2 separate regions of the Homo sapiens genome follow, and region 2 is linked to region 1. A link is a loop called in an ENCODE intact Hi-C map of the cell type or tissue named here. Cell type or tissue: PC-9. All regions are shown on one strand. Links, peaks and the distances in the headings refer to the core of each region. The heading gives the core; the rest is flanking DNA.

Region 1 (10,289 bases), core at 1,978-6,977:
AGATTATAGTTGCACAAACTCCCTCTCTCATGAGTCACAGTTAATCCAGAATATTACTTCTAAGTTATCATAAAGCCAACAAGTATGATATACTGTTTAAAAATAATCCTAATTTTATAAATATATTCTATAAATTAAACATGTAATCGATACTATTTATTGAATATCTCATAATTATATTTATTTACATAGAAACAAAGGAATCAAAAGCATCTCTTATATAACATTTAAATGACTAAAAATACTTGATAGCATTGCTACATAAATGCTATGTAAAAGACAACAGTAAAAATGTCATTCCCTACATTTGCTAAATATATTGAGACACATTATTTTTTAAATATATCACTAATGGTTGGTTCAAGTGGGCAAAAATGATTCTAAGTATTTAATTGTGGAAAAATGTAGTACAGGGGATAGTATTCATGTGATGGAAGGGTTTTAAATGGAGTCCAGGGATTAGCAGCAGCAGGACGTTTTAATGACCAACAGGTGCAGAGTCTAGGATACAAGACAGAACTGTAGATAAGTCTGAATCTTTTCAGCATATCTAGGAGACATGGCTAACTCCACCTGTTCCCAGGCCTTACCTAGAAATTTCACGGCTCCAAGCCAGGTAAACACAACAATTTTCCAAAGTCAAAGAATCAATTTATGACATTAAAGCACTTCTAAAATTTAACCTCTGACTTAAATTAGACAAAATGGATAGATTTTGAAGATATTTTTATTCTACCAATGATTTTAACACCGTCTTTATTTTCCAAAGATTAGTGAAGTCATGTGAAATAAAAGGCATTAGAGCCTCTGTTTTTCTGACAAAATATTTAAGAGCTTTCATTTTCTGTTAAGTCGAGTACTTAGAGCTCCTTTATATATACATCACATACACAACACTTCTGGACAGGACACGATCTAGCAGTTGTAAGTTTTTCTTTCACATTTTATGAACCCTAACACAACTTCCACAGACCATCTAGGACATGATTTAACTTTGTGACTTGTCCTGTATTTCCCTCTGTTGTGATTAGTCATTCTACTTTAGGACAAGAATTTGCCATACAAGATCCTCTCTCACATAACATTTCTTTCCTTCATAATATTTCTTACCATAAATACATCTTCATATCCACAACTTTCTTTAGATCTCTTCCCTCTACTAATTTCTGATGCCCACTCAAACCAAAAAGGTCAGATAATGCAAGGCAAAACAGGAGAGCCTTAGATTTTGAGAGGGACCTGTCTGCTTAAAGTTCTTGGGGTTCCATGAGGAAAACAGAGGTTTCTCCTAAAATGGGTTTGTGGCACCTTCTGTTTTTCCTTCAGCAGTCTCAGGCTATCAGAAATTACCTTAGATTCTCTCATGTGGGCATCAAGAGTGGCAACAAGAAAGATTAGGGAAATAATCCAGACAACTGAGCAAAAAAAGAACTTACTACTGTCCCTACTGTAAAGGTGGATAAACTGAGGCACCATGCGGTTTAAAAATTCATGTTCACATAGAGTCAGGCTCCACAGCTCACTCTCTTAACCATCCTGTAATTTTGCCGACTCTATGCCCAGTCACGGATGCACCTGTATGGTAGCTCATGGCCCCCTTAGAGCTTAGAATCTGGGTTTCATTCCTGCTCTACAGCTATATAATTTAACAATTTTCCTCTGAATTTGTTGGATTCTAATCCTACATATCTCAAATTTTATTATTACTGAATCTTAAAGGAGGCTGTGATGTCCTTAGTCTTTAGAAATATTAAACCTATAAATAAAGGGCTATATGAGGTTAAACGTATTCAAATTTCTATATGGTTTAAAACATTGAGGAAATGTATTGACAAACAAACTTAAGAAACTGCAACCAATCTACTCTGGACAAAAATTTAGATACTATCTCTTCAAAATAAGCTATCTAGTGGTATTTACACACATTCTTCCATATATCAACAGTATTTCACATGCTCATAACCTTAAAAATAACTGAAAGTGTCAGAATTATAGGCCTTACACATTTCTGTGGGCTTGAAAAATGATACAATATAGATTGTCTTTAAGGCAGCTAAGAAAATGCATAAACTTCTAGAGTAATCAGTTTAAAAAAAAAAAGAGTTCATACCAAAGGTAGTAATACTACGATTAAAAGAGAGCTCAACACTGCAGGTTCTTAAAGGCAAAAGTTAATAAAGCCTTGTTTTTGGTAGTGAATCTCTGCCTTGCAAAATTATACACATGATTCTCCCCCCTTCATTTGCCTCTTGCAAAAATGTGGTGATGAACCAGGTTTGCTCATGCAGATGATGATACTCTTCAAAATGGTTGCAGAGAAATAAAATGAAGGGAATATGGTTCACTTAATAATCTCATAAATTAGAACTTATTACCCCAGTGACTCTTACATAGCTCCAGACAAATATTTGAGAGAGATGAAATGGCCTTTTGCTACCAATATCTTATGTGATGCTTCACTTTTTGGTTCCTTGGATAACTACTTACAACTCATTAGCCCATTTATGCCAGAGGTTGCAATTTTTTGAATTTTTGCATGAGTGAAAAATCAGACCTTGTCAATGACCTTGAGCAGTATAAGTAACTCCCACATGCTTAGCGTTCCAATAATGGAACACTAGGCCTAAGTGGGTTAACACAATAATGAAATCATAGCTATTCAACTAATTATACGACTTATTTGTTTCCTCATCTCTAAAACATAGTAAGGGACCAGTTATTTTAAAAATACATCACAGTGACAAGTTTATTTTTCACTCAGTTTGGGCTTGTTGTTTAAGGTCATTGCTTGGCATAAAGAAAACAAAAAGAGGAGAAACAAGAATAGAAACATCAAATAGAAGCAGCAGCAGCAAAAGAAAATGAAGAGGAACAAGAAGAAGAAAATACAGACTGGAAGAAAGGAAAAAGAACAGGTGCGTGAATTAGAAGGCCTATTATACCTTTTATCCTTTCCTCGATTCATGAAATTTGAGTTAAGTCCAAGAGTATCACAACAAAAAACAAGCGAAAAGATACACAAAAAGTCACCCCCTGAATTTTGTTAAGAATTAGACAATGCTGCCACTCATGCCTGGCTCAGGCGCCAGCAGGAGGAGGGCACCCTCCAGAGATTGCAGGACAAGGAGGAAGACTCCTCCTTACCCTACATGCACCTCCACCACTGCCACTGAGGCCCGCATTATAGCACCTTAAGGTTCGTCCCCACCCCAGGACAGGATGGGCAAGTGAGCGCTCCTACTCCCCTTCCCAGCCCCCAGACTTGCCGCTGCTACCAACGCTAGCGCCGATGCCAGTACAACCGCTGTTGCCCTCAATGCACCAGCCCACCCTACAAGGCTCCTATCACTTGGCCCCCACGGGTGCCCTCCTACCACTCTGGTCAAGCTGCAGTCTCTGTTGCTGCCACCAACCTCATGAGGCAAGCTGCAGAGCCACGCCATCTACAGGCTCCAGCATACCACAGGTGACTCCTCCTCCTCCTCCAGCCTGGCTGGGAGCAGTTGCGCAGGCAAAGCCAGAGAAACCTAGAACAGGATGCAGGGAGTGGAAGTGTTAGAGCTTCACCTTGTCACGCTGGCCACTGGGCGGCAGGGACCATTTCATTAAAGGCACTCACACCCACCTTCCAAAGTCCAGCCTCTCTTTCTGGCAAAAGCTGGCCAGGAACTGGGGCCTGGGCTGGGTGTGAGTGCCTTCACTGAAACCGGCTCCTGGCCAAGTCCAGCTGGCCAGGAATTGCTGGGCCCATCGGCACTGCGCTCTTCGGGGAGCCCGCGTAGGAGAAACTCAGACCCAGCCAGCCCTCTCCACCCAAGTGCTGGTTCCCATTCCTCACGCCTCCACCCACAGTGCCCTGTCCCCCTCCCTCCCCCGTGGTGCCCTCTATTCCCTGCCCGGTAGTCCCAGATGGTCTCCACAACACAGAGCGTGCGTGAGGGCGCGGGCCAGGGAACCACAGTGGGTGTGAGAGCCCTGCGGTGCTCAAGATTGCATGAGCACGAAGAGATCACCCTCTAGAGTCTGGAGTCCGGGAAGAGAAGAACTCCATCCTTCCATGGAGGCCACCAGAAAGAGGAAGGAGGCCACAGCTGTCGCTGCCGCTGCTGCCTCTGCAGCCCACCAACCCCACTGGCAGTATAGCCCCCGATAGCACCCCTAACCTGCCCCCTGTAACCCTGGGATAGCACACCCAACAGCTGCAGGCAATGTAACCAATACCCCCCCAAACCATCCCAACTCCTCGGCCGCAGGCAGTGTTAGCACCCGATAGTGCCCACCTGACGCAGCCACGGGTATTGCTGCACTAGACAGCGCCCCAAACCCGCCCCACCCTCACCCCGCCATGGGCAGTGCAGCTCCTGATAGCGCACCCCCAGTCACAGGCAGTGCAGCACCGGACCACGCCCTTAAACCACCCCCCACTGCCAGCATTGTAGCCCCAGATAACTCCACCCAACCCGCCCCTGCCACGGACAGTGCAGCAGAAGACAACGCCCCTAAGCCATCCACCGCCACTGGCAGTACACGTTAGTGTACACAACCTGCCTCTCCCGACCACCCCTGCCACCTCGGGCAGTGTAGCCCCCCATTCCACCACCAGCAATGCAACCCCAGAGAGTGCCCCCAAACAGTCCAATGCCACAGGCAGTGTAGCCTTTGGCAGTGAGCCCCTATAGTACACCCAACCCTTACCCCCAGAAGAGGGCAGTGCAGCCCTGGATAACTCACCTACCCTACCACATTTCTACCACTGTGGCCGAGCTGCGGTCTCTGATTTCACCACCAACCGCAGCGAGGCGAGCCGCGGAGGCGCAAGCTCCGGCTCCAGCCTCCAGCACGCGGCGGTGCCTCTTCTTTCTGTCTTCCAGCCCGGCAGGAGAAGCTCTCGCTGCTAGCCTCCCTCCTACCGCTCCGTCACCACCACCACCAACAGGGAGGGAGTGCCCCAGGCTCCAGGCTCCAAGCTCCAGGCTCCAGGGGGCGAAAAGTGACGGAGCCTTCCAGTTCTTTAAGCCGGGTACGTAGTAGCTCCCCACACCCACACATAAGTGCCAGAAATGACGCGCCGCTGCCTCAGCATGCTTTATATACTGAGGTTAGGAGACCCTGGACTACATGTTCTGATTGGATGAGAGAAAAACCTCTAGGCCTACTCTGATTGGACTTTATTTTCATGCTGTGATTGGTTGTCTTAAGACTTGCTCTCATCCAATCAGAACATGCAGTCTAGGAACCGGCATGCGCATAACCTCAGGATATAAATAATGCTGAAGCAGAGTTACGTTTTTTTTGTTGTTGTTTTTTTTGTTTTTGTTTTTTTAGGTTTCCGTGTGTTTCTATTGAGCTGCTCAGTGCCCGGCTTAGAAGACCAGGAAAAGGAGTCACAGGTCGTATGCTGGAGGCTTGAGCCGCGGCACCGTGGCGCGGCTCGCCTCGCTGCGGTTGGTGGTGGCGGTGGACATTGCAGCGCGGCTGGAGGGGTAGGAAGAAGAAGATAGTTTTGGGATAGATAGAGGTGGGTAAAGAGTGTGGTTAGTGCCAAAGGGAAAAAAGGATAGCGAGGAGGAGAAGGCGTTGCAAAAAGACGATGGGGAAAAGATGGTGGGGAAAAAAGTTTTTGGGTAGATGGAGGTGGAAAAACAGGGTGCAGAGAGGGAGGGAAGGAAGGTTTTGCAGAAAGACGGTGGGTAGAAAGTTTATGGGTGGATGAAGGGGGAAAAGAAGGTGGCAATTGGGAAGAGGAAAGAGTGGTGAGGGGGGGAAAATGGGCGAGCAGTAGGGAGAGAAGGTTTTGTGAAAAGATGGTGGGGAGAGAAGTTTTTGGGTAGAGGAGCAAAAGAAGATAGCAAGTGGGAGAAGGAAAAAGAGGGTAACCAGCGGGAGGAAGACAAGGTTTTGCGAAAAAACAGTGGCAGAAAAGAAAGATGGTGGAGAAAAGATGGTAGGTAAAAAGTGTTTGGGTAGATGGAGGAGGGAAAGAGGGTGACAAGGAGGAGGAGAAAAGAGGGTGGCGAGAGGGAGCAGGGAAAGAAGTTTGGGGAAAAGACGGGAAAATAGTTTGGGGTAGATGGAAGGCAAAAAGGAGGGTGGCAAGCAGTATAGGGGAGAGAAGAGAACGAGTGGGAAGCAGGGGCAGACTTTGTGAAAAGATGGGGAAATTTTGGGGGGTAGATGGGGAAAAGAGGGAGGTGAGCAGGAGTGGGGAAAAGGCTTTGAGAAAAGATGGTGGGGAAATGTTTTTGGGTAGATGGAGAAGGGAAGGAGAGTGGCAAGGAGGAGCCGGGGGAAAGACGATGAGGAAAACAGTTTTTGGGTAGATAAAGGGGGAAAAGAGGGTGGTGAGCAGCAGTAGGGAAAAGGCTTTGGGAAAAGACGGGGGAAAATGTTTTTGCTTATATGAAGGAGCAAAAGGGCGTGATGACAGCGGGAGGGGGAAAAAGAGGGTGGCCAGGGAGAAGGGGGAAAATACGGTGGGAAAAAAAATACGGTGGGAGAAAGTGTTTGGGTAGATGGATGGGGAAAAGCGTGGTGAGCGGGAGAGTAGAGAAGGCTTTGCGAAATGACGGTAGGGAGAAAACGGTGAAAAAGTTTGGGGTAGATGGAGGAAGAGAAAGGGTGGTGAGAGGGAGAGGGCCAAATGCGGTCAGGAAAAGAAGGTGGGGAAATGGTGGGGGACAAAGGTTTTGGGTAGATTTTTAAAAATAAGATTATTTGTATTTTCACTTTTGAGTAGTTTGAATTCTTTAGATGTTTTGTGTATTAACCTCTTGCCTGATGCATAGTTTGCAAATACTTTCTTCCATTCTCTGGGTTCTGTCTTCATTATACTGATTGCTTCCTCTGCTTTGGAAAAGGCTTTAAGTTTAACGTAATTACATCTTTGCTTTTGTTGCTTGTGCTGTTGATGTCTATTTGAAAATTCCTTGTCCTAACCAATTTCATGAAGCATTTTATCCTATGTTTTCTTCTCTGGTAGTTTCATAGTTTCAGGTCCTGCATTTAAATCTTTATTTTGAGTAGATTTTTGTATATGGTAAGGTAATGGCCTAGATGTATTCTTGTACATGTGGGTGTTGGGTTTTCCTGGTACAGTTTATTGAAGAGATTGTCCTTCCCGAATGTGTGTTCTTGGGGCCTTTGTTAAAAATGAGTTGACCGTAAACGCGTGAATTTATTTCTGATTTCTCTATTCTGTTTCACTTGTCTATGTCTGTCTGTCTCATTCGTTCATCTCTCTGTCTCTCCCCTGCCCCTTTTATTGATAGTACCATACTGTTTTGATAGTACCATGCTTACCATAGATTTGTAGTATATTTTGAAATCAGGTAGTGTGATGCCTCCAGCTTTTCTTTTTATTCCAGATTCTTTTGTCTATCTGAGGTATTTTGAACTTCCATGTTAATTTTAAGATTCTTTTTCTATTTAAATGAAGAATGTCTTGTAGTTGAACACAGATTGCATTGATTCTGTAGATCGCATTGGGTGATATAGATATTTTAACATTCTTCTAGTGCATGGACATGGGATATCTTTCCATTTACTTGTGTCTGCTTTAATATCTTTCATCTATGTTTTATGAAGTTTTCATTTTGGGAAAAGAAGAAAATCTTTGTTCCTTTTTGAGAAGGTGAAAATTTTTTGGTTGTGTAATAAGATTTTGCTGTGTCTGCTAAAGTTGCCAAGCCATGCTAGACTGAGGAACGATGTTGCGTACAGAATGACACTCAAGTTGAAATGTGTCTGTGGGCTGTATGCCCCACCCTGCCCAAGCTAAAGTGGGAAAGGAGAGCCTTGCTTCCTCCAGGGCCTTGCCTGGTCCCACCCGACACTGCCTTCCCCTAACCTAATGAATTACTGTAATAGATTTTTCCGTGTTGAATCATTCTTGAATTTCTAGGTTAAGCCTGACTTTCTCCTGATGCACCTTTGCTTTAAATACTTCTGGATTTGATTTGATTTGTCAATCTTTCATGAATGTCTTTCTTAGCCTCCAGGTCCATAGATATTCAGAGCAATTCTTCCTAAAACAAGATGAGATTTCAGATGCATAAGCCAACCCCTCCCCAGTCTTAACATAATTTGGACAAGTGACGAGTCATTTAACCAGTGTACACCAGTTAGTCCCTAGAATAGATTAAAACATTTCCCCAAAAACTGAAAATGCAAGGTTAAGAGGTTTAGAAAAGTAGTTAATTTCTAAATATTGACTCTGTTTCTGGCTTTAACAATAAGTGACCCCATTTTCCATTCAAACTGTGATTGGTCATCCAAATTATAGACTCTTAAGATAGGCTCAATCAGAAATTTCAGAATTTAATTGCCATGAGATTTCTAACTCAAGTTTATCCAAAATAAGACACAAATACTCTTCTAAGATATTAAGTTGGAAATTTACATGTGTTTGAGGGAGGTAATCACTACAGGATAAGACACTAGGTTCAAATTTCAAGCCAATCAAGACAATTTTTATTTTTTATTTTTTTAGATGGAATCTCACTCTGTCACCCAAGCTGGAGTGCAATGGCGCGATCTCGGCTCACTGCAAGCTCTGCCTCCCGGGTTCACGCCATTCTCCTGCCTCAGCCTCCCGAGTAGCTGGGACTACAGGCGCCCGCCACCACGCCCGGCTAATTTTTGTATTTTTAGTAGAGATGGGGTTTCACCGTGTTAGCCAGGATGGTCTCGATCTCCTGACCCCGTGATCCGCTGGCCTCGGCCTCCCAAAGTGCTGGGATTACAGGCATGAGCCACCGCACCCAGCTGACAAATTCTTAACTAATCTATGTACTCTTTGCCCACAAGCATGCAGCCGCCAATTATGTGGGTTGACAGACGGAATTATAACCATATTTGCCACTGTTTCTGACAGAAGACAAGCCAAAGTCGCACTTTCCACATGTGGGTTTTTATTTCTAGTCCTTCACATTGACCATAGAATCGCCTGTGGCTTCCAAACCTGTCGTAAGCAGTTTGTTGTTGCTCTTCTGTATGTGATTAAGTGGATTTACCTTTTGTATACTCATAGCTACCATCTCTGTTTATCGTTCATTTAGGGTCCTTAGACAAGGTGCAAGACAAACAGAAGAGGGCATGTGGGGTCAAACTCGCTAGCTGCCTGCCTGATTTTTCTGCACACAGGTGAGATATTCCTGCACATCCTCTGGTGACCCCAGAATGAGGGGGACTCGCTGGTGAATTGCCTCGGGCTTCACGTCCAGTACAGGCTGGGTCCCCGTGGTCGCCAAGCCTCCTGCCTGCTCAATGATGTAGGCCACGGGATTGCATTCATACAGGAGCCGGAGCTGTGGAGGAACAGAGGCAGGTGAGTAAACTCTGCAAGTGGCCAAATGTCCCGAGCCATGCCCCTAAAGCTGGGGGAGGAGTTTGTACTGCGGTGCTTCCATCTGGCTAGCATGAGCGCACCATGCACCTTGCAAGAGTGGGCCCGAGCTTTAGAGCCTACAGCAGGCCAGATGCATCAGATGGCACTCATCCAGAAGCCTTGGGGGCCCCTCTGGCCAGGTGACTGAGCCATGTATCTACCCATCTTGTGATCCTTGTGCTTATGAGAGACCTGCCTCTTGACTTGGAAATATGAGATCTAGGCATCTATTTCTTGGTTCAACAAGAAGCAAACTGATGCTGCAGGCCTTGGTGGAAGCCTTTATATGTGAGACCTCAAGGCTGGTAAAGAGTCAAGCTTGGATGGGACAGTAAGGTCACCTTGACCATGCCGGCTTGTCTCTCTGGGGACAGCCACAGTGGCTGGGATTGTGTGGAGGAACTCCACATCTTAAGCTTTGACTTGTCTAACTAGTTTGCCGGTGTTTCAATGGTCTTGTCTTTTGACCCTTAGACTAAGTGAAATCCCATCGTTTGCACTCCCATAGCATCCTGTACTTCCCCTCTGGTACCACTCATCACACTGAGGCCTCTTTAATGCCTGGCTTCCTCTCTAGGCTGCTGTCCATCCTAGCTGGTCACTGTACTATCTGTATTCTCAGTAGTGCCGACACAGAGAAAGTGTTGGCTCCGGCCTGTAATCCCAGGATTTTGGGAGGCCGAGGCAAAAGGATCGCTTGAGTCCAGGCATTTGAGACCCCATTTGAGATAGTGAGACCCCATCTCTACAAAAAATTTAAAAATTAACCAGGTGTGGTAGCGCACACCTGTGATCCCAGCTATTCAGGAAGCTGAAGTGGGAGGATCAACTGAGCCCCGGAGTTCAAGGCTGCGGTGAGCTGTGATCATGCTACTGCCCTCCAGTCTAGGTGACAGAGCAAGAG
Region 2 (10,289 bases), core at 2,490-7,489, 450 kb after region 1:
TTGCCCAGGATGGTGTTGAACTCTTAGGCTCAAGAGATCCTCCCACCCCGGCCTCCCAAAGTGCGGGGATTACAGGTGTGAGCCACCGTGCACAGCCTGTTTATAAAGTTACCCTGGCAATATAACTAATATCCCATGGTCTCCCTTTTGTAAAAATGTAAAATTCTAGCCTCTTTACAAATTAAGCATTTTAGTGGTGAAACAAACAGGAGGTAATTAGAAAGATATTCATTTTAAGACTTCTCCCCCTTGAAATTTTAGGTGTCCTTCATTTGTTCCTTTATCCTTCCATTCACTATATAACATATTTATTGAATTTCTAGTATATGCCAGGCAATGTTTCTGGTGGACTGAACAAAAATCAAGAACAAAAGATACGGGATCTCTTTCTTCTTGGGGCATAAAATCCAGCTGGGGAGAGAGACGTTCAGTACATTTTTAAAAGAGCTATAATAACTGAACATCACAGAGTGAGCCCTAATGTAAATTTGACTTTAGTGAATAATAATGTATCAATATTGGTTCCTCAGTTATAATAAATATACTAATGCAATATGTTAAATATGGGGAAGCTGGTGAGTGGGTACAAATATGGGAACTCTGCTTTCTGCTCAGTTTTTCTATAAACTTAAAACTGCTCTAAGAATCACTCTAAAGGAAATAAACAGAATGTTATTAGAAAGTATAGTGGAGTGACATAATTTGGACTGGGGAGTAAGGAAAGACCTTTCTGCAAAAGCGCTGCTTAAACCCAGAACTAGAGGATAAGTGGGCTACCACGCAAAGAAGAGATGGAAAAGCATTCTCAGTGAAGCAAAGTGGTATCATTTGAATTACCTTTGGACGTACCATTCTGGCTTCTCTGTGGAGGATGGATTCTGGGATGGCAATTGGGAGGAGAGTTGGGGGACAAAGGACAAACGAGACAAGAGGCAATTAGGATGGGTCACAGCTTTTGCTTCCTACTTAGCAAAATCCTAGAAGAGCAGAGTGACAGTAGGCTGTTTCCTTTGTTCAGCTCATGCCGGAAACCGTTAGGTTATCCATGATCTGGGTGCTAGGAAGAAAGGAGACTGTGTCAGTAGCAGAGCAAGACAGGGTTTCCAGGTCTCAGTTTCTAAGATCTTTCCAGTGGTTCAATGGGATTTATAGAATTAAGAATGTGTGTGTGTGTGTGTGTGTGTGCGCGCGCGCGCGCGTGTGTGACTGCAACCAGTTAAAAACTGCAAAGGGAAAAAACTTTTCAAATAACTAGTACCCAGCTGTTAACAACAGCTTTCATATAAGTCTGTAAGATTTAATTTGCAATAGTTGTCTTTATTCCTGTTACTGGACTATTGGAATTTATTTTGGATTTTGTTTCTTCCAAGACTGTATGTTGAAAAACTGTATTTAAGCAGAGCACTGTTTTAGTACATCAATATTGAATGGCTCATATCACAGTTTCTGGGGATCGTGAACTCCCAAGGAAAAAAATTCTAGTGGGTAAAAGGAAGTGCCTGCCAAGATAGATTTCTATTGATTGTGGAACTCTTATTAGCAGCATAAAAGGTTGAAGAGTTTAAAGTTCTCTTTCCCTTTAAAATTAAGCAGCTCAGAATAATCCACTTCACCATTTATAATTATTTACCTGCCTATGTGCAAGATTTCCAAACCATTAACTATTTATATATATTTCCTTTACAGTAAAAAATTGTATATGATGGCTGTACAGTCTATACTAAAAGATATAATAACACATTGAAAAATCTCTAGCAAATGAGCACACATTTCGTAGCACTTAGCTATTATAATAATGACGCAAAATGGTTAACACGTCTATTTATATTGCTCTCTAGATTTCAACTTTTTTGTATTCCTGGAAACAGTAAGAATCCCTCATTTGAGCAGACTTGTTGTTTGTTTTAGGAAATAGACATACATCATCCGTGTAATTTTAAGTAGTCCAGTTATGAATATGGAATGAAGGGATAAATTCCTGATGTCTCCATTAAGCTCCTCTGTGTAAAATACTCCATGGCAAAGTTGCTGCTATTTAAAGTAGTGAGTTTGATCTTGGCTTTGATCTAAACCTTTTGATCTTGAAAGAAGGATGGAGTAGCAATAAAGAGAGGGCAAGACAGATTTTCTTTAAAGAAATGTGATAAAGTTAAAGGGATGGTCAAGACCCAGCAAGCAACAGGACAACCCGACTCTCCGCCCCGGCCCGCCCTCACCGGCAGGCGGGTTCCAGCAACTGCTGATGCGGATGAGAAGGCCTTTGGCGGGTGGAGGAAAATCTTGGGGTATCGCACATTTTTATAAAGTAAGTGTAAACTTTCTCCCTAATTATGAAAACAGATTGACCCCTTCTTTTTAAATTCTACCCAGTGGTTCTGGGGGTCCACGGCAGTCTGAGGGCTGCGGGTCCACACTCGCGGGAGCGCGGGGCTGGGTTTCTCTGCGCCCTGGCCTCGCCCCCCGGGAGGTCACCTGCCGCTGCCCGGAGCCCCGAGGGGCCACTGGGAAACGTCTACTCGAGGGCGTAGAACCCGGTCCCGGAGAAAACTCCACTAGGAAAGTTACTTTCCCTGCGCGAAAGCCACCGGGACCAGGTTTCCGACTCCAGGAGCGCGCTACGCTGGCTACGGGCGGGGTTCCTTCCCCGCCACCGCTCCCTCCAGCCTGCGGCGGGCGGCGCGGGCCCCTCTCGCTGCCGGGAAGCCGCTCGCAGGGCGCGGAGCCGGGGGAGGGGTGGCGGGGGCAAGGTGCGCGGGGGCGCGGGGCGGCCGGAGCCCGGGGAGGGGTGGCGGGGGCAAGGTGCGCGGGGGCGCGGGGCGGCCGGAGCCCGGGAGCGGGAGCACGCCGTTCGTGGGGAGAACAATACAATGCCGGCGCGGGCGGGAGGGCGACCTGCGGGAGGCGGCGCGGCCGCTATACCTTTAAGGCAGGCCCCGCCCCCGCTCGGTGCCCGCCCGCCCGCCCGCGCCGCCGCCCAGGCCCCGCGCCCGCCGCCCGCGCCGCGCCTGAGGTGATGCGGACCCCGGGCGGGCGCAGGGCGCGGGCTCCGGCGCCGCCGCTGCGTCCTCCCCGGCCGCGGGCGAGGTACGGGGCGGGCACGCCGAGTTAGCGGGCGCGGGGCAGGGAGGCCGGGGCCGCTCCCGCGGTAAACTTGACTGTGTCCTCTTCCCCCGCAGCCGCTGCAGAGGGAGCGTCGCGCCGGGGCGGAGTGCGGGCTTGCGCGGCAAGTGCGCGCCGAGGTGAGTGCGGGCGGCGCGGTCCCTGCGCCCCGGTGGCGCCGGCGCGAGACCGCGGCTGGCGAGAGGCCCTGGCTCTGCGCTGCGGCGCGCGGGTGCGGGGACTACCCGCCAGGCTCCGGCTCGGGCGCGGGGAGCGGCCGTGACGAAGGTCGCGGCCCCTGCGGTGAGGCGCCCGGCGAGTTCCGCGGGCGGGCGCGGGTGGCCTCCCGAGGTGCGGGGAAGACCAGGTCGCGAGGCCGGGGGTCTCTGCTTTCTCGCGCTGGGGGATGGCCGTCAGGACCCTGTCGCCTTCTTTGAAATGCTGTGGTTTTTGAACCTCAGGTCACGAAATGGATTGGAGTGAACCGGAGACCCCGAAAACGGAAGCGCAGGGAGAAGGAAGAGGTGTTTGAAAAGGTAGGGGTTCCCGAGACGGTACTCGGTGCAGGTCTTGGTAAATCCGCTTCTGCCCCGTGAGGACCTGGTCATGACAATAGAGTAGTGTTTAATTTAAAAAGTTTTTGTTATAATAAACCATAGATTTAATATATGGGGAAATTCTACAGAAATATTGGTCGATAAGGCTAATGATCATTTATATAGTCTCATTAGGAGAGAGTAGCCCATGAAATTTGTTTCATGCTCATTAAATACAGCAATCGGACTTAAGTGGGTTCCATTATTATTTTAGATCAGCAGTGTTTATTATCTCAGTGTTAAGGTACCTCTGAAAAATGAAAAGTGTTCCGAATAAATCGCCCACAGTATTAGGTTTCCATGCTGTACTTTCTCTCACCTAGACTTTAAATTGGAGTCATCTAAGAAATAGAGAGAGAAGAAGAAAGAAGTGGATTACTTTTAAAACACTAGGAGGAATTTTATTTACTGTAAAGCAGATGAGAAATTTGTTTGCCCAAGTTTAGAATTTCAGTATGTTACTTTGCAGAAGTTTGGACTGCCTGTCTTTTGATTTTGTATTAAAACTTGATTTGTCATTGTAATATCATGAAATAAGGTAAGTAGCCCGTTGTTTTCTAAGTGACTTGCGGAAAACTCGTAAAAGTGAATAATTTTTTGACAAATATTACAGCAGATAGGTTTTTTTGTTGCTTTTGCTTAATTACATTTCACTGTTTTTTGATTCTTGATACCAGCAAGGGATTAAAATAGCGGTGTGTTTTTCTGCTGCTAGAATGTATGATGAATCACTCTTGATTCTGAAGCCAAATTCTTGCTGATAGCATTGCTGCCAATTTCTGTGCTATGTTGCCTTAGTATGGGCATTGCAGCGTCCGAGAATGTGCACAAAGCACATCAGAATAAAGGTGATCCCAGAGCTGCAGAGTGCACGTCAGGATACCAGAGGGCAGCTTCTGAGAGAGCTGGAAAAGGAACCAGCCTGCGAATATAGTTGTTTGTAGCTGGACTTTCAGTGTGCATGAAAAGGGGGACCCCACCCCTTTTCTTTTTCCACAGAGGGTCATATATGTCACTTCAGTTGAAGAATAATAGAAAAAGTTGTGATTTGGAACAGACTTGAGTTTTCTGACCATACCTCAGCATGGTATGGTAAGTTGTGTTTAATGGTTTAGGTGTTTTTTTAAATGTTTGTGAGGTGATGAATGAGATCATAAAATACCCAAAGAAGGAAAAGAATTATGGCTTGCTTGGTATTTTTTAAAAAATGTGTCGTTGCTGTTAATTTTTTTTTTTTTTTTTTGAGACGGAGTCTTGCTCTGTCACCCAGGCTGGAGTGCAGTGGCGTGATCTCGGCTCATTGAAGCCTCGGCCTCCCAGGTTCAAGCTATTCTTCTGCCTCAGCCTCCCGAATAGCTGGAACTACAGGCACATGGCACCACACCCTGCTAATTTTTGTATTTTTAGTAGAGACGGGGTTTCACTGTGTTAGCCAGGATGGTCTCGATCTCCTGACTTCGTGATCTGCCCGCCTCGGTGTCCCAAAGTGCTGGGATTACAGGCGTGAGCCACTGCACCCTGCCAGCTGTTAATTTTTAAGCCAAAAATAAGATTACCAAAATGCACAATGTGCTGTAGAAAGGAAGGGGAAGCCATTATCTTTGTGGATTACTAGATGTTGTCACTACCAAAATCTAACCTAGAAGTAACCGTATTTGTGACACCCATGACCTGACTACTGGGTCTCCTGAGAATCGGGGTGGGGAGAAAGTGGGGGGGGGACTGATTATTTTACCTTGCAGGAGAATGAAGTTCTTTGCCCAACCGTTTCCTCTTGATACAAGCTCTTGCGTTAAAACTTAGGGGGAAGATTTGCCTCTCACTTTTTTTCTTGGAAAATGTGGGCAGCAATTTTAAAGAGAACATGAAAATGGAGTAGGTTGAAACCAACATTCAGAACTTCCTTTCATGGATTGAAACTTAAAGCTGAGGAGGTTTGAGGGTGGAGGTGAGGAAGGGCTAGAAGATAGCAAATTTCAGAGTCATATCAGAGAATATGAACTGTCAGTGTTTCCAATGTTTCTCTTGGCTCTGCACAGCACTTCCAAGCCCTTTTGCTCACTGTTTTGCTTCTGCCACACCTAGGAGAAGATTCAGAGCTTGCTGAGGCAAAACATGCGATATTTCCAAGGGCCTTCCCCCTATTCTGAAATAGAAATTGAGCTTTGTGATCATGTGTATTCATTCCAAGGTCTATGTGTTAACCTTTTGCTAGGATTTGAACCTGTTATTAGTAGGAGCCGACGCAGTTCACTTGCTGTTGAGTCTAATAAGTTATTTTTAAAAACGTTTGCCATGTCACAAGTAGAAGCAGATTATTCAATTTCTCTTTTTTCCTGCATCCACTATATTTTTCTTCTGTGTTAAAATAAAGCTATGGTATTTTCTGATTTTATTCATTTTGTATTAGTGTAAAATAAAATGAATCTTAGTCATTTCTGGTAGATGCCGCTTTGAAATGTAGCCATTGCTTTTGATTGTCTACTTTGTTTTCCTTGCCTCCGTTCATCCCCTCCACATTGCCCTTGCCTCCAGCCCCGAAGGGTCTGTCTACACCTGCAGGCTTCTCTCAGGATTCAGCCTAGATGAGTAAATTCGGTGAAGTCATCTGTACTAACTCTGCTGGGGGTCACAACCTTTTTCCTCCGATAGGAGGGGGCAGCTTTTTTCCTGCCGTGTGGAAAGCAGAACCTCTGACCTGCCCGGGAAAGGAAAACAGTGCTCTAGTGAGAGGACGGACTCTGACCACGGGCGCTGAGCAAGGAGCTACACGGTAGAACGGCATCTTCCAGGGATGTTTGTTTTCCCCTTAAAGAAAATCTCGAAGGTGCTGAGTAGTAGGCACAGTCTGATGTAACCTGAAATACTAGTTGAGTTTTTCAGTGAACTCACAAGGGGAAGCAAAACAAACTCACCCTGTGCTCAGCTGTGGGTTAAAATAACGAATAGTGAAATAAAGTAAATTGGGGACTGAGATGTACCATGCAGATAAAGTGATGTAAAGTGCTCTGCCGGCCTTTCCCCGCCTTCTGCTTCCAGTCATCCCACCCACCAGAGAATTGTGCCATCTTTCTGTGTTGTCCTAACAGGCTTCATTTCTTATCTCTCTGAAGATGCATCATTCTGTCTCATGCGTCTTTTCATATTTTCTCTGACATTTATTTCCATTTTATTTTAGTTTCATATTTTAGCCCTTGTTCTCCTGGTATGACTGAATTCTTTTATATTTTGTTTTTCGTTTAAAATGACAAAACTCACCTCTTCTACTTCTGGTCCTCAGGTATTTTTTTCTTCTATTCTGATACTCTTTTTTATTATTTCAAGTTCCTTTCATTTAGTTTGAATAATTTTTGCAACAGAAAAACAAGGAAAGTATGAATAACTAACGAAGAACAATTAGGATGATTGGATCAGCCAGCTGTGCAAAGGACAGGATGAACGGTTGTGATTGCAACAGTGGATTTTATGTGTGTTTTTAAACTAATAGATTTCACTAAATGGCTATTGGTTTTGGAAGAGGAATGCACTTTTTTTTCTTTTTTTTTACCTTCGTTAGCTGATTCAAAGATAAAATTGTGTGCCATCACAGATTAAGGAATGTTTTTATAAATATATACATATAATATAAAGATTTAGTAACTCTTTTATCAATATTCTAAGGATTAGAATGTATAGTAGAATAGTCTTTTATGAAATAATATACTTATGGAAAATATATGACTGGTATATGATTCCTTTAGAGGAAGAAAATTTCAATTTTCAGATTCAAAGGAAGCACCCTTCCTAGTCTATATATATAGTAAGCGGAGAACTAGTTTTACAGTGCTCATTTCAGGTCTTCAGTAAGTGTGTATGATGATGTCAGAAGTATTCATTGGCTCACTTTCAAATCATTGAAAATTCAGCCATGCTAAGGTTGGCTATTACGTGTATTAGCGTTTCCAAGCGAGTGGTCTTGGCTGGGGTGAGATTGTCAGCTGTCTGTTAGGATTAGTCACAACAAACATGGTGCAAATGGTTTCCAACAACAGCGCACTTCAATGTTACCTTCATAATTCTTTTCTGCCAGAACCCAAAAAACAATACTCTTGAGCTACTCAGTGTTCCAATTGTTAAAAATTTCCTGAAATTTTCCTTCATGTATTCAAAGTGAAACATAAAGATCTAGAAGGATGGTTGTGAAAAGTATAGACTTTATAGTATCTAGTGGGCATTTTCATTGAGCCCAAATGATAAATTCTGTTTTCCAAGTCTTTTAAGTGAAAAAAAAAAAGATTTTCCTTGTTATAATATATTCCTAAATTCTAGAGTATTTTCACTCTACTTCTATTTCATTTGTTCCTTGTACATACTTGACTCTGAACCAAAATCAGTGATAATCTTAGTTTGAATAATAATTCAGATTTAAAAAATTGTATATAAAATCCAATTTGGTTTATGCATTTTTTAGCGTTTATTGTTCCTTTTAAATTTTATATATTGTAAGAGAATACTTTTATTACAGTACTAATATTATTCAAAATGATAAAGGTAGGTACAAATTTTAAACTATTTAACAAAGTACTGCTGTGTTTGTCTTTTGTTACAAAGGTATATTTTATGTTCAGTTTATGATCTCTGAAAATGAATATTAAGACTAATAAAAATTATTTGGCTCTTTCTTGGACCCAAAACAACAGATGGTGACTGTGGTAGGCTTGACTCCAGAGCCATCAGCACACAAAGCTTAGCAAAATGGCACAGAATGAACCTATGGAGTGCTGAGCTGAGGGTCCCTTCACTTTGTAGGAACTACCCCGCTTTCAGCAAATAGTAGGCTTAGGCAGCCACTCTTATGCCACTGAGGCAACATTGCAGTTGAGTGCTTTCCCAGGCGTTGGTGCCCTTGCCTCTTTTTGAGAGTGCCATTGCTCTGTGAGAATTCATAACTAGTCTACATTTATATAGCCGTAATCTCTTACAATAGCTTCATTGATACTTGATTTCCATAGAAAAGCTTTATGGATTCTAGTGAGTCACGGCTCTTGAAGCACCAGCCTACCCGTTTTCCCTCCCTTCATCCCTTCCTCCCTAACTGTGAGTGGCTTTGTATCCTGTGTTGTACTGATTGTGCCTTTGGATGGCAACTTACTTGAGTGATGGGGGGAGGCAGAATAATTTATTAAAAGTAATTACAAAGAAACCAAACAAAAGGAGTAATTACAGTGCTGTTAATACGCAATTCGTTACTTTATTGCTGAAATATTTGGAACTCATTTGAGATTCTTGGTCCTATTTGTGGGTCTCTGATTTTCCCTTGTAAATCCCTAATAAATAATGTATTAAAGTTTCTGTACCCAGGTCTCATTTTAGATGAGGTTTCACAAAGTCTTAGCTTTGTTTGCTATATATTTTTTTAAGCTGGACCAAGGAATAATTGCTGATAAAAGGTATTTTTGGTAGCCTCAGGAAGGAAATCTGATCTGTATAATTTACTGTTAAATTTTTATCTGTTGTATAGATTTACTTATTTTTCCTAATTTCCCTAGCCATTGATTTTTTTTTTTTTTTTTTTTTTTGATACGAAGTCTCACTCTGTCCCCCAGGCTGGAGTGCAGTGACCTCCACCTCGCGGGTTCCAGCGATTCTTCTGCCTCAGCCTCCCGAGTAGCTGGGACTACAGGCACGTGCCACCACGCCCCATGCCCGGCTAATTTTTTTTGTTTTTAGTAGAGATGGGGTTTCACCGTGTTAGCCAGGATGGTCTCTATCTCCTGACCTCGTGATCCGCCCACCTCGGCCTCCCAAAGTGCTGGGATTACAGACATGAGCCACCGCGCACAGCTGATGTATTTTTTTAAGACTGCCGTTTTGCTGGGCATGGTAACTCACGCCTGTAATCCAAGCACTTTGGGAGACTGAGGCAGGAGGATCACTTCACACCAGGAGTTCGAGACAGCTTGGGCAACATAGAGAGACCCCATCACTACAAAACATAAAGGAAGTAAAAATTAGGTATGATGGTACATGGCTGTAGTCCCAGCCACTCAGGAGGTTGAGGCAGTAGAATCGCTTGAGTTAATGAGTTAGAGGTTATAGTGAGCTGTAATCCTGCCACTACACACCAGCCTGGGTGACAGTGCAAGACCCAAACTCAAAAACAAAAACAAAAAAAATCTATAGTTTAAAAAAAAGTTCCAAGATTTCTGTGTACAAAATTCCTTCCCGTTTTTAACTAGCATAATAAGGAAAGTTAAAGTATCATCATCCACTTACCCACATACACTTATTCACATATTTTAAAAAGAATCTTTGAATGGAACTATTCATATCATAATAGCTAACATTTCCCATGTGTCAAGCACTGTTCTAAATCCATTACATGTATCAGATCATGTAAATGTACAATTAAAGTAGTATCACAACCAGCAATATGACATTAGGATGTTGTAGAGTGCATCAAACACTTTTTGAAAGGGGTGAGGTGTAAAGAAGTCAAACAATTGCTATAAAAAAGAATGCTTTGGGCAATATTTGAAAATTCTCTTTAGTGCAGGTTATTGACAATCCTAGACCACCAGCATAAAGCACACATATCTAATTTAGGAAAATCCC

What was found. Hi-C counts contacts between places; a loop is a spot of excess contacts. Peaks named below come from ENCODE experiments on the same cell type or tissue, not always from the same donor. Only the 100,000 strongest peaks of a DNase experiment are listed, where the experiment ranks them.
Region 2: it touches region 1 in a loop (7-fold over the local background); 2 of 110 quality-filtered maps call a loop at or near these places.

Annotation. Positions count from the first base shown.
Region 1 is chr9:94,549,828-94,560,116 of GRCh38, forward strand. PCAT7 (prostate cancer associated transcript 7) reads left to right here and starts at 5,256. Exons shown (of 3, transcript NR_121567.3): 1 at 5,256-5,518; 2 at 9,142-9,325. It overlaps LOC124902218 (a long non-coding RNA gene), which reads right to left and starts at 5,062. Exons shown (of 2, transcript XR_007061674.1): 1 at 4,732-5,062; 2 at 710-3,527. It overlaps FBP2 (fructose-bisphosphatase 2), which reads right to left. Exons shown (of 7, transcript NM_003837.4): 7 at 8,893-9,305. The coding sequence ends at 9,111. RefSeq lists enhancers at 3,468-4,130, 4,795-5,457, 8,783-9,283. In PC-9, for the core only: CTCF peaks have their summits at 4,682 (motif pointing right) and 4,882; DNase peaks (open chromatin) are centred at 3,504, 4,774 and 5,114; H3K4me3 peaks cover 2,748 bases; H3K27ac peaks cover 695 bases.
Region 2 is chr9:95,001,982-95,012,270 of GRCh38, forward strand. AOPEP (aminopeptidase O (putative)) reads left to right here. Exons shown (of 17, transcript NM_001193329.3): 12 at 3,177-3,239; 13 at 3,561-3,635. Among named protein-coding and RNA genes, the nearest start is that of MIR6081, 58 kb to the right of the region's middle. RefSeq lists silencers at 2,530-2,779, 2,790-2,979, 3,070-3,359. In PC-9, for the core only: no CTCF peak of the experiment used is centred there; DNase peaks (open chromatin) are centred at 4,510 and 6,540; H3K4me3 peaks cover 4,418 bases; H3K27ac peaks cover 4,492 bases.